2 separate regions of the Homo sapiens genome follow, and region 2 is linked to region 1. Evidence: chromatin loops called from intact Hi-C (ENCODE). Cell type or tissue: mammary epithelial cell. All regions are shown on one strand.

Region 1 (5,000 bases):
CAAGATCATCTTAGAGACGCCAAGGGCTCTGGCCTCCAGGAACCTCAAGAAGCCATCTCCAGGACTTGTCTTTCTTGTGGTGGTCACTGCAAGCACGGGTCAGCAATTTGAAAAGGTTCTGCAATACTTAACCATTTATCTTTTTATAATGAATTGATTACTAATAGTTTACTAACTCCCTCTTAATTTAGCTTCCCTGTTCAATAACAAAAAATGCATCAAGATACTTTTCATGAGAACCTCTCATTGCTTTTTTTTTTTTTTTTTTTTTGAGACAGTCTCACTCTGTCGCCCAGGCTGGAGTGCAGTGGCGTGGTCTCAGCTCACTGCAACCTCTGCCCCCCAGGTTCCAGTGATTCTCCTGCCTCAGCATCTGAGTAGCTGGGATTACAGGCGCCCACCACCACACCCGGCTAATTTTTGTATTTTGAGTAATGATGGGCTTTCACCATGTTGGCCAGGCTGGTCTCAAACTCCTGACCTCAAGTGATCCACCCACCTCGGCCTCCCAAAGTGCTGGGATTACAGGTGTGAGCCATCGCAGCAGCCCTCTCATTGCTTTTTTGCAAAGGTCAGATAAACACCCTCCCTGTATCTTCCACCAATGGAACTCACCCTCCCTCTCAACACCCAATTCCAGCCTGTGTCTCCCTCCAACACCCTCCCCTCCCATCCTATCCCAGTCCTCAAGGGGCAGCACTTGGTTCTGGCATAGTGGGAGCCATCCAGAGCTACCTTTTCATTGGTCCTCTTCCAGAAACATCCCATGATGAAGACCACCGCCACAGGCGGCTGCAGGTAGGAGCTGATGGACTGGATATAGATGAAGAGCTGGCCGCCCTGGCTGGCCTGGACCACAGGGATCCAGAGGATGGAGACCAGGACCAGCAGCAGCACAAACACCCTGGTGCCGGCGGCGAGAGGCACAAATTAGCATCATCTGAACATTTACTCCTCTTTCCCTCTCTCTGTCTCTTTTAATAGACAGGGTCTTGTTCTGTTGCCAAGGCCGGGGTGCAGTGGTGAGAGCATAGCTCACTGCAGCCTCCAACTCCTGGGCTCAAGTGATCCTCCTGCCTCAGCCTCCCGAATAGGTGGGATTACAGACACATGCCAACACTCCCAGCTTATTTTATTTTATTATTTTAATTTTTTTTTTTGAGACAGAGTCTCACTCTGTCACCCAGGCGGGAGTGCAGTGCGTCATCTTGGCTCACTGCAACCTCTGCCTCCTGGGTTCAAACGATTCTCCTGCCTCAGCCACCTGAGTAGCTGGGATTACAGGCACACGCCACCACAGCTAATTTTTGTATTTTTAGTAGAGATGAGGTTTCACCATGTTGGCCAGCCTGGTCTTGAACACCTGACCTCAAGTGATCCACCGCCTCGGCCTCCCAAAGTACTGTGATTACAGGTGTGAGCCACCTCGCCCAGCTGGGTTAAAATTATTTGCTTATTCTCCTCCTTCCCTGGCTCCATGAAGGCAAGAACTGAGCCCTTTCATGGTTATGTGCCCTGTGCCTGGTACACAGTAGGTGCTCGTTCAGCATCTCCTGAATGAATGAATGTCTTGCACATGGAGTCCTAATGCTCTTCAGCCTGGATAGGTTGCTGGCTGAACCTGGACTTTGCCTCTGGGTGGGCTCAGCTCTCTCTTCCCCCTGCCCCAGCCCCACCCAGTGGGGACTTACCTGCCCACAATCATGAGCTCCTTCTCAGATGCCCGAGGCCGGAGGTGATTCCAGAGGTCCATGGTGAAGATGGTGCTGGCACTGTTAAAGATGGAGGTGAGGGAGGACATGAGAGCCGCCACCATCACAGCCATCATCAGCCCACGGAGCCCTGGGGGCGGAAGGGAGGTCATGGGCCTCGGTCCTTTTCTGCCAAAGCAGCCGATCCCAGTGGGCTCAACTGGAGGAGGCAGAACCTCAGGGAGGACGGCGGGGCAGAGCTTCCTGCAGGACGTAGCCTTTCTTGGGGAGCCCAGAGTCTTCCTCCCCCACCAGCCCTCCTTTCTTGACCCTGCCTTGGATCAGAGCCCATCCGGTGATCTCCTTTCTGGGTGCTCCAGGGGACTTGATTCAGGAGTGAAGGGACATTACCTGTGGGCAGGAGTTCCAGCACGAGTTTGGGATACGCGATGTCCGAACAGCCTGAGGGGTTGCTGCAGATCTTCTGGCAGATCTCTGGATCTGCACAGGCCACTTGATCTACGAAGGAAACACAGGCCCAGAGGTGAGCAGTCAGGCCCCCAGAGCCCCAGGCCCAGGCAACATGGGGCCGGACACAGGCTTATCATATGGAAGTTTATAGCTCAATGAAATAAAAAAGAGTCTAGACTTTATAAGCTGTGACCTTGTTACTTACGCTTTCTGAGACGAGTTGCCCTATTTGTAAAACTAGGATAATAACACGACTTTATAGGAAGTGCTGGAAAAAATTCAGCTATTGTTATCGTAACCCAGATGAAGCTGGGACACCTAGTGGCCAATCTTACAATAATGTCTTTTTTTTTTTTTTTTTTGAGACGGAGCCTCTTGCTCTGTCGCCCAGGCTGGAGGGCAGTGGCACGATCTCAGCTCACTGCAACCTCTGCTTCCCAGGTTCAAGTGATTCTCCTGCCTCAGCCTCCCGAGAAGCTGGGATTACAGGCACCCACCACCATGCCCGGCTAATTTTTGTATTTTTAGTAGAGATGGGGTTTTGCCATGTTGGCCAGGCTGGTCTCGAACTCCTGACCTCAAGTGATCCGTCCATGATCATTAACTCACTGTTCAGTAACATCTGCTCACCTGTCCTGGTTAATGAATCATTTCCTATACGTAGATTCTCTTGTCAGAATGCTTCACACCCTCTGATGCCTGAAATAAGATGCCTCTAGCCCAGTTAAATCCAAACATAGCACAAAACCTTCTTCTTCCACAAACCCAACATTAACTGAAGGTTTACTATGACTCAGGAGCTGCAGTAAGCTTTGTACATACACCTCATTTAATTTTCACAACTCTATGGGGGAAGATACTGTTATTATCCCTATTTCAAAGACAGATAAACTGAGGCCCAGAGGTTAGTTTCTCCAGATTATATTGCTAGTAAGTATTATGGCCAGGAGGCAAACCCTTAGTTTATTTCAAAGCTCAGGTAGAGAAGATTGGCTCTGTAAATACTGCATTTCTAAACTCTGTGTGTGTGTGTGTGTGTGTGTGTGTGTGTGTGTGTGTGTGTGCGCGCGCGCGCGTGTTTTTGAGATGGGGTCTTGCTCTGTCGCCCAGGCTGGAGTTCAGTGGTGCCATCTTGGCTCACTGCAACCCTAGCCTCACAGGCTCCAGCCTCCCAAGTAGCTGGAATTACAGGCATGTACCATCACACCCAGCTAATTTCTTTTTCTTTAATTAATTTTTTTATTTTTATTTTTATTTTTTCTTGAGATGGAGTCTCACTCTGTCGCCCAGACTGGAGTGCGTGGCACAATCTCGGCTCACTGCAACTTCCTCTTCCAGGTTCAAGCGATTCTCCTGCCTAAGCCTCCTAGCCTGTAGCTGGTATTATAGGCGTGCCACCACACCCAGGTTTTTTTTTTTTTTTTTTTTTTTTTTTGTATTTTTAGTAGAGACGGGGTTCCATCATGTTGCCCAGGCTGGTCTTGACCTCCTGGCCTCAAGTGTTCCTCCCGCCTTGGCTTCCCAAAGTGCTGGGATTGTGTTTTGAGGGTTGTTTTGCTTCTCTCTTAATTTCCATATAGTTTATTTAAAAATATGTGCCATTTCTCATGGATGAAGCTGGAAACCATCATTCCCAGCAAACTAACACAGGAACAGAAAACCAAACACCACATGTTCTCACTCATAAGTGGGAGTTGAACAATAAGAACACATGGACACAAGGAGGGGAACATCACACACTGGGGCCTGTCGGGGGGTGGAGGGCAAGGGGAGGGAGAGCATTAGGACAAATACCTAATGCACGTGGAGCTTAAAACCTAGATGACAGGTTGATTGGTGCAGCAAACCACCATGGCACATGTATACCTATGTAACAAAGCTGCACGTTCTGCACATGTATCCCAGAACTTAAAGTTTAATGAAAAAATAAAAATATGTGCCATTTCTCAGATGGACTTAGCAGAAGAGGGTTTTTTTCCAGGCTCACAAGAACTCAGGATCAGAAAATACTTTTAGGCAGCTGTGGACTCCGTTGAAGATTTAGGAGGGAGCCAGTGGAGCCGTGGTGGAGAGAGAAGTGCAAATAGGGAGGCAGAGTGCTTGGCCCTGAAACTGGCCCTTTAGACCTGGGGTTCTCAACCTTCTAGTGGACTTGTTAAAAAAATAGGTGGCTGGCACAGACAGGAAAAAATGCTTAACATCACTAATCATCAAGGAAATGCAAATCAAAACCTCATGAGATATCATCTCACCCTAGTTAGAATGGGGATCATCAAAAAGACAAAACATAATAAATGCTGGTGAAGATGTGAAGAAGGGGAAACTCTTATACATTGTTGGTGGAGATGTAAATTACTACAGCTAGTATGGAAAACTATGGAGGTTCCTCAAAAAACTGAAAATAGAACTACCATATGATCCAGCAATTTTGCTACTGGGCATATATCCTGATATGGCTTGGCTCTGTGTCCCCACCCAAATCTCATCTCCAATTGTAATCTCCACATGTCAAGGGAGGGAACTGTAATCCCCCCATGTCGAGGGAGGGAGGTGATCGGATCATGGGGGTGGTTCCCCCTTGTGTACTCATGATAGTGAGTGAGTTCTCATGAGATCTGATGGTTTTATAAACGTCTGGCATTTTCTGAGCTTGGACTTCTCTCTCCTGCCACCATGTGAAGAAGGTCCTTGCTTCCCCTTCGCCTTCCACCATGACTGTAAGTTTCCTGAGGCCTCTCCAACCATGTGGAACTGTGAATCAATTAAACCTCTTTCCTTTATAAATTACCCAGTCTCAGGTAATATCTTCATAGCAGTGTGAAAATGGATTAATACATA
Region 2 (5,000 bases), 56 kb after region 1:
TGGGGACTCAGTAGAACAAACATTTATTAGGCATCAGCTATGTGCCATGCTCTGTGCTAGGCCCTGGGGACTCAGTGAAATAAACATTTATTAAGCAACAACTGTGTGCCAAGCTCTGTGTTTGGCATGAAGGACAAAACAATGAGAAGCGTAGACTTGGCCCCGTCCTCTGGGTTTTCATCTCAGTCCCCTGCACCCTGTGTGTACCTGGGCCCACTCGGTGAAGTGACCCCGGGCACCCTTTGTCCCTTGCATGGTGATGTTTGGCTCCCAGGCTGCCTCAGGAGGGTCTGGTTGGGGTGGTTGGGGGTGGCTCCTTCTTCACCTCTTGTGAAGAACCCTCCCTGTGCCCGCGGGGAGGATTCACGGCAGCTTGTGTTATAACAAAGGCTTTGTTGGCAAGGAGAACAGCCTACCCTTGAGGTCGCCTATTGGCCAATGCACAAAAGGAAGCTCAGTGGAGCAGGGACTTCTCTCATCCCTTCCTTTTGGCCACTGACATAATTTGCTATGGTAGATGTGAAAATTTTCCACGCCCCAGGAGATGTGAAAAATTTCCACACCCCAGTGCAAGGAAAAGATCAGAAAAGAGGTTCCCAGGTCACAGGTGTGGGAAGGTGAGCTGTGATTGTATTTGCCGCATTTCATGCCTTAGGCTGGCTTCTGGATGTGCGTGATTCTTTATAACTTCTGTGTGTCTGAAACGTTTCATAATGAAAGAAAAAGGAGGGAAATAAACAGAGCACAATTTATAGCATGAAGCCAAAGCACTCAAAGACACAAAATAGTACTATTTTGCCAGAGTGCAGGCGTATTTCCAGATGAGTATCAAACACATTAGAGGGGGTGGCAGGAATCGGGGGAGAAACAGATAGAGTGGGAGAGAGAGAGAGAGAGAGAGAGAGAAGCAAGGGAAGTTCCCTGCTCTGAATGAAAATGACAATGACTAATTACAAATTTTAATTATGAGCAACAGACTCTCCAGGAAATAGATATGTCGTGATAAAGCGTAAAGTGTAAATACTTTAGAACTGCACCGCCCTGACTCAGATCCCAGCTCTGCCTCCTGTGAGCTCCTTCATCGTGGGCAAGTCACCTCTCTGAGGCTCAATTTCCCATCTACGAAATGAGGTTAATAATTAGACATACGTCACAGGTTTGTAAAAAGCAGTAGGCATGTTCATTGTATGTGTAATGTGATTAAATACAGAGTACTTGTTCTGTTCCCCGTCCATTTTATAAAACCATTTTTTTTAAAGAAAGCATGACTTGGGAGGCTGAGGCAGGAGGATTGCTTGAGCCCAGGAGTTTTGTTTTGTTTTGTTTTTTTTGAGATGAAGTCTCACTCTGTCCCCCAGACTGTAGTGCAGTGGTGCAATCTTGGCTCACTGCAACCTCTGCCTCCTGGCTTCAAGCGATTCTCCTGCCCCCAAGCGATTCGCCTGCCTCAGCCTCCCAGGTAGCTGGGATTACAGGCGTTTGCAACCACGTCCGGCTAATTTTTTTTTTCTTTTTTTGTATTTTTAGTAGACATGGGGTTTCACCATGTTGGCCAGGCTGGTCTTGAACTCCTGACCTCAGGTGATCCGCCTGCCTTGGCCTCCCAAAGTGCTGGGATTACAGGCGTGAGCCACTGCCCTGGGCCCAAGCCCAGGAGTTTGAGACTGCATTGAGCTATGATTGCACCACTGCATTCCAGCCTGGTGACAGAGTGAGACCCTATCTCTAAAAACAATAAAAATAAAAATAAAAGGAGCATAAACTAGGCCGGGTGCAGTGGCTTATGCCTGTAATCCCAGCACTTTGGGAGGCTGAGGCAGGTGGATTGCTTGAGGTCCAGAGTTCGAGACCAGCCTGGCCAACGTGATGAAACCCTGTCTCCACTAAAAATACAAAAATTAGCAGGGCGTGGTGGTGGGCTCCTGTAATCCCAGCTACTTGGGAGGCTGAGGCAGAAGAATCGCTTGAACCTGGGAGGTGGAGGTTGCAGTGAGCTGAAATTTCACCACTGCACTCTAGCCTGGGTGACAGAGCAAGACTCTGTCTTAAAGAAAAAAAAAAAACGAATAAACTTTGTGGTTAGGCAAACCTTGGCCACATATGTGCATGAATCATGTTTTGAAGTCACAGCCTCCCTACAAGGACTCTGATTAACTCCATTGTACAGGTGAGGAAAACAAAGCTGAGGCCGGGTCTAAGGCCACACTGCTAGTAAATGACTGAAGCAGGGCTCCAACCCAGGTTTAACTCTAGAGCTCCTAACTACCCCGAGACACGTGGACCTTGGTGGGGAAAATTCCAGATGTGATAAGGACTGGCACGGGTCTCATCACCCAGGCTGGAAGCCACTCGCACCCTTTCCTACCACTCCTGGGCTGCAGTGGCGCTGACTGCCTGCTGCACTGCAGCAAGCTGTGCCCTGGCCTGGCCTGGGTCTAGGGAGCCTAGTGGAGGCAGCCCTACAAGAGGAAAAGAGTCAGTCCTGGAAGGCAGAGAAGGGCTGTCTGGGACTAGAACTGCAGGAATAAGGAGCTAAATGACCACCCCTGGCCTCCTCCACCCGTTGATGCCATGGGGTTCATAGAAACAGAGAGATCTCTACAAAAAGGCCAAAAAGACAGATCCTGGCTGGGCTCAATGGCTCATGCCTATAATCCCAGCATTCTGGGGGGTCAAGGCATGAAGATCGCTTGAGGCCGGGAGTTTGAGCCCAGCTTGGGCAATGTAGTGAGACCCTTTTTTTTTTCTCCTCTACAACAAATTTTTAAAAATTAGCTGGGCATGGTGCTGTGTGTCTGTGGGCCTGGCTATTTGGGAGGCTGAGGCAGAAGGATTGTTTAAGCCCAAGAGGTTGAGGATGTAGTGAGCTGTGATTGCACCACTGCACTCCAGACCCTGTCTCAAATAATAGATAATAATAATGATAATAAAATAAAAAATTTTAAAAAGACATCTCAGGATTTGAGGCTGAAGCAGAGGCCAGGATCACCCCTAGTCCGTTAGCAAGAGCCACGGCTTCAGGTATCTGGAAATAAATTCTAGGCATGGCAGGGCAGGGCAGCGTTCCCTGAATGGTCCACAGCAGGGTAACAGGGCATATGCCCAGTGAGTGCAGGGGACCCGGCAGAGCGTTGTCCTTCACCTGCCTTTCAGGGATGATCTTGTCTCATTATTCCAGAGAGAATAGACATCACAGAGCACCTTCTGAGCCCAGACCTGTCCATCCAAATGCCAACGTGGCATCTCTCATGGATATATATATATATATATATATATATATATTTTTTTTTTTTTTTTTTTTTTGCCCCCAAGGCAGAGTCTCGCTCTGTTACCCAGGCTGGAGTGCAGTGGTGCAATCTCTGCTCACTGCAACCTCTGCCTCCCGGGTTCAAGCGATTCTCCCGCCTCAGCCTCCCGAGTAGCTGGGATTACAGGCATGTGTCACCACGCCTGGCTAATTTTTGTGTTTTTAGTAGAGATGGGGTTTCACCATGTTGCCCAGCTTGTCTTGAACTCCTGACCTCGGGTGATCCACCCGCCTCGGCCTCCCAAAGTGCTGGGATTACAGGCGTGAGCCACCGTGCCCGGCTTCTCATTGTTACTTAATAGATGTCTGAAAGTTCACACGTGCGAGTTACAGACCAAGCTTTCCAGCCCAAGCACGTGCTTCTTCCAGTCTTCCCCACCTCACTAAATGACAGCTGCAGCCACTCTGCCACTCCTGCCAGAAACCTGAGTCATCTATAAGGCATTAGTCCATTTGTTCACTTATCAAGTGGTCTGTGAGCACCTCTATGTGCCAGGCACTACATCTAAGCACCAAGAGTGCCTGGTATGTAAATGTCTCATCGAAGAATTTATAGCATCTCTTTCTCACCTCCCAGAATCTATTCACTCCCAATTCCATTCTCTCTTACTTCCAAAACATAATAAATCCACACATTTTCCCTCATTTTTAGTGCTATCACCCTTGTCTGAGCCACCATCACTTCTGTCTAGGTTAGAGAAAGACCCTCCAGTCTTACCTCCCCGATATCCATTCTTCCTTCCTTTTTATTTTATTATTTTATTTTTGTTTTAATTTACTTAATTTTTAGAGACAGGGTCTTGTTCCCTTGACCAAGCCGCAGTGCAATGGTGCCATCAGAGCTCACTGTGGCCTCAAACTCTCGAACATCTGTGCTCAAGGGATCCTCCCACCTCCGTCTCCCAAGTAGGTGGGACCACAGGTACATGCCAACATGCCTAGCTAATTTTTTATTTTTTGAGACAGGGTTTCACTCTGTTGCCTGGGCTAAAGTGCAGTGACACAAACACAGCTCCTGCAGCCTCAACCCCATGGGCTCAAATGATCCCTGCACAGTGCTGGGATTACAGGTGTGAGCCACCATGCCTGGCCTCCAGCTAACTTCTTATTTTGTAATTTTTTTGTAGAGACGGGGTCTTGCTATGTTGCCCAGACGGGTCTCAAACTCCAGGCCTCAAGCAATCCTCCCAACTTGGCCTCCCAAAGCACTGAGGTTGCAGGCATGAGCCACCTCACCCAGCCTTGCTTCCTTTTAATCCGCCCCTCACACGGAAGCCAGAGAAATCTTTAAGTATGAGTCAGATCAGATCATTTTCCTGCTCAAAACATCTCCATGCTGCTGGGGTGCTTTGTTGTGCTTCCAACCCCACCACATACTAGCATTCATTTTATTCCTGGAACACGATTTCTGGCCTCAGGGTCTTTGCCATTCTGTTCCCTCTGCCTGGGATGCTCTTCCCTGCACTCTTTGCTGGACAAGCTCCTACTCATCCTTTAGATGTCAGCCTGCTGTATATCCCCAAAGGAGCCCCCTCTTGGCCTCAATATAAATTGGGTCCCCAAGCTTTTTGCTTTCATGGCAAACACAACTTCTCATCACAGTCTAATCAAGTGTAACACTTGATGTGTGTGATTACCCCTTGTCTGCACTGCACAGCAAGCCCCATAAAGAAAGGTCCATGTCTCTGTCACT

The links. Hi-C counts contacts between places; a loop is a spot of excess contacts. Peaks named below come from ENCODE experiments on the same cell type or tissue, not always from the same donor. Only the 100,000 strongest peaks of a DNase experiment are listed, where the experiment ranks them.
Region 2: it touches region 1 in a loop (2.3-fold over the local background); 3 of 110 quality-filtered maps call a loop at or near these places.

The regions. Positions count from the first base shown.
Region 1 is chr16:24,903,867-24,908,866 of GRCh38, reverse strand. SLC5A11 (solute carrier family 5 member 11) reads right to left here. Exons shown (of 17, transcript NM_001352248.3): 12 at 2,103-2,210; 13 at 1,692-1,842; 14 at 736-904. Among named protein-coding and RNA genes, the nearest start is that of SLC5A11, 60 kb to the right of the region's middle. RefSeq lists an enhancer at 1,918-2,418. In mammary epithelial cell, a CTCF peak has its summit at 2,457 (motif pointing left); no DNase peak of the experiment used is centred here.
Region 2 is chr16:24,847,876-24,852,875 of GRCh38, reverse strand. The region is part of intron 2 of SLC5A11 (solute carrier family 5 member 11); the gene reads right to left. Among named protein-coding and RNA genes, the nearest start is that of SLC5A11, 4.4 kb to the right of the region's middle. In mammary epithelial cell, no CTCF peak of the experiment used is centred here; a DNase peak (open chromatin) is centred at 2,115.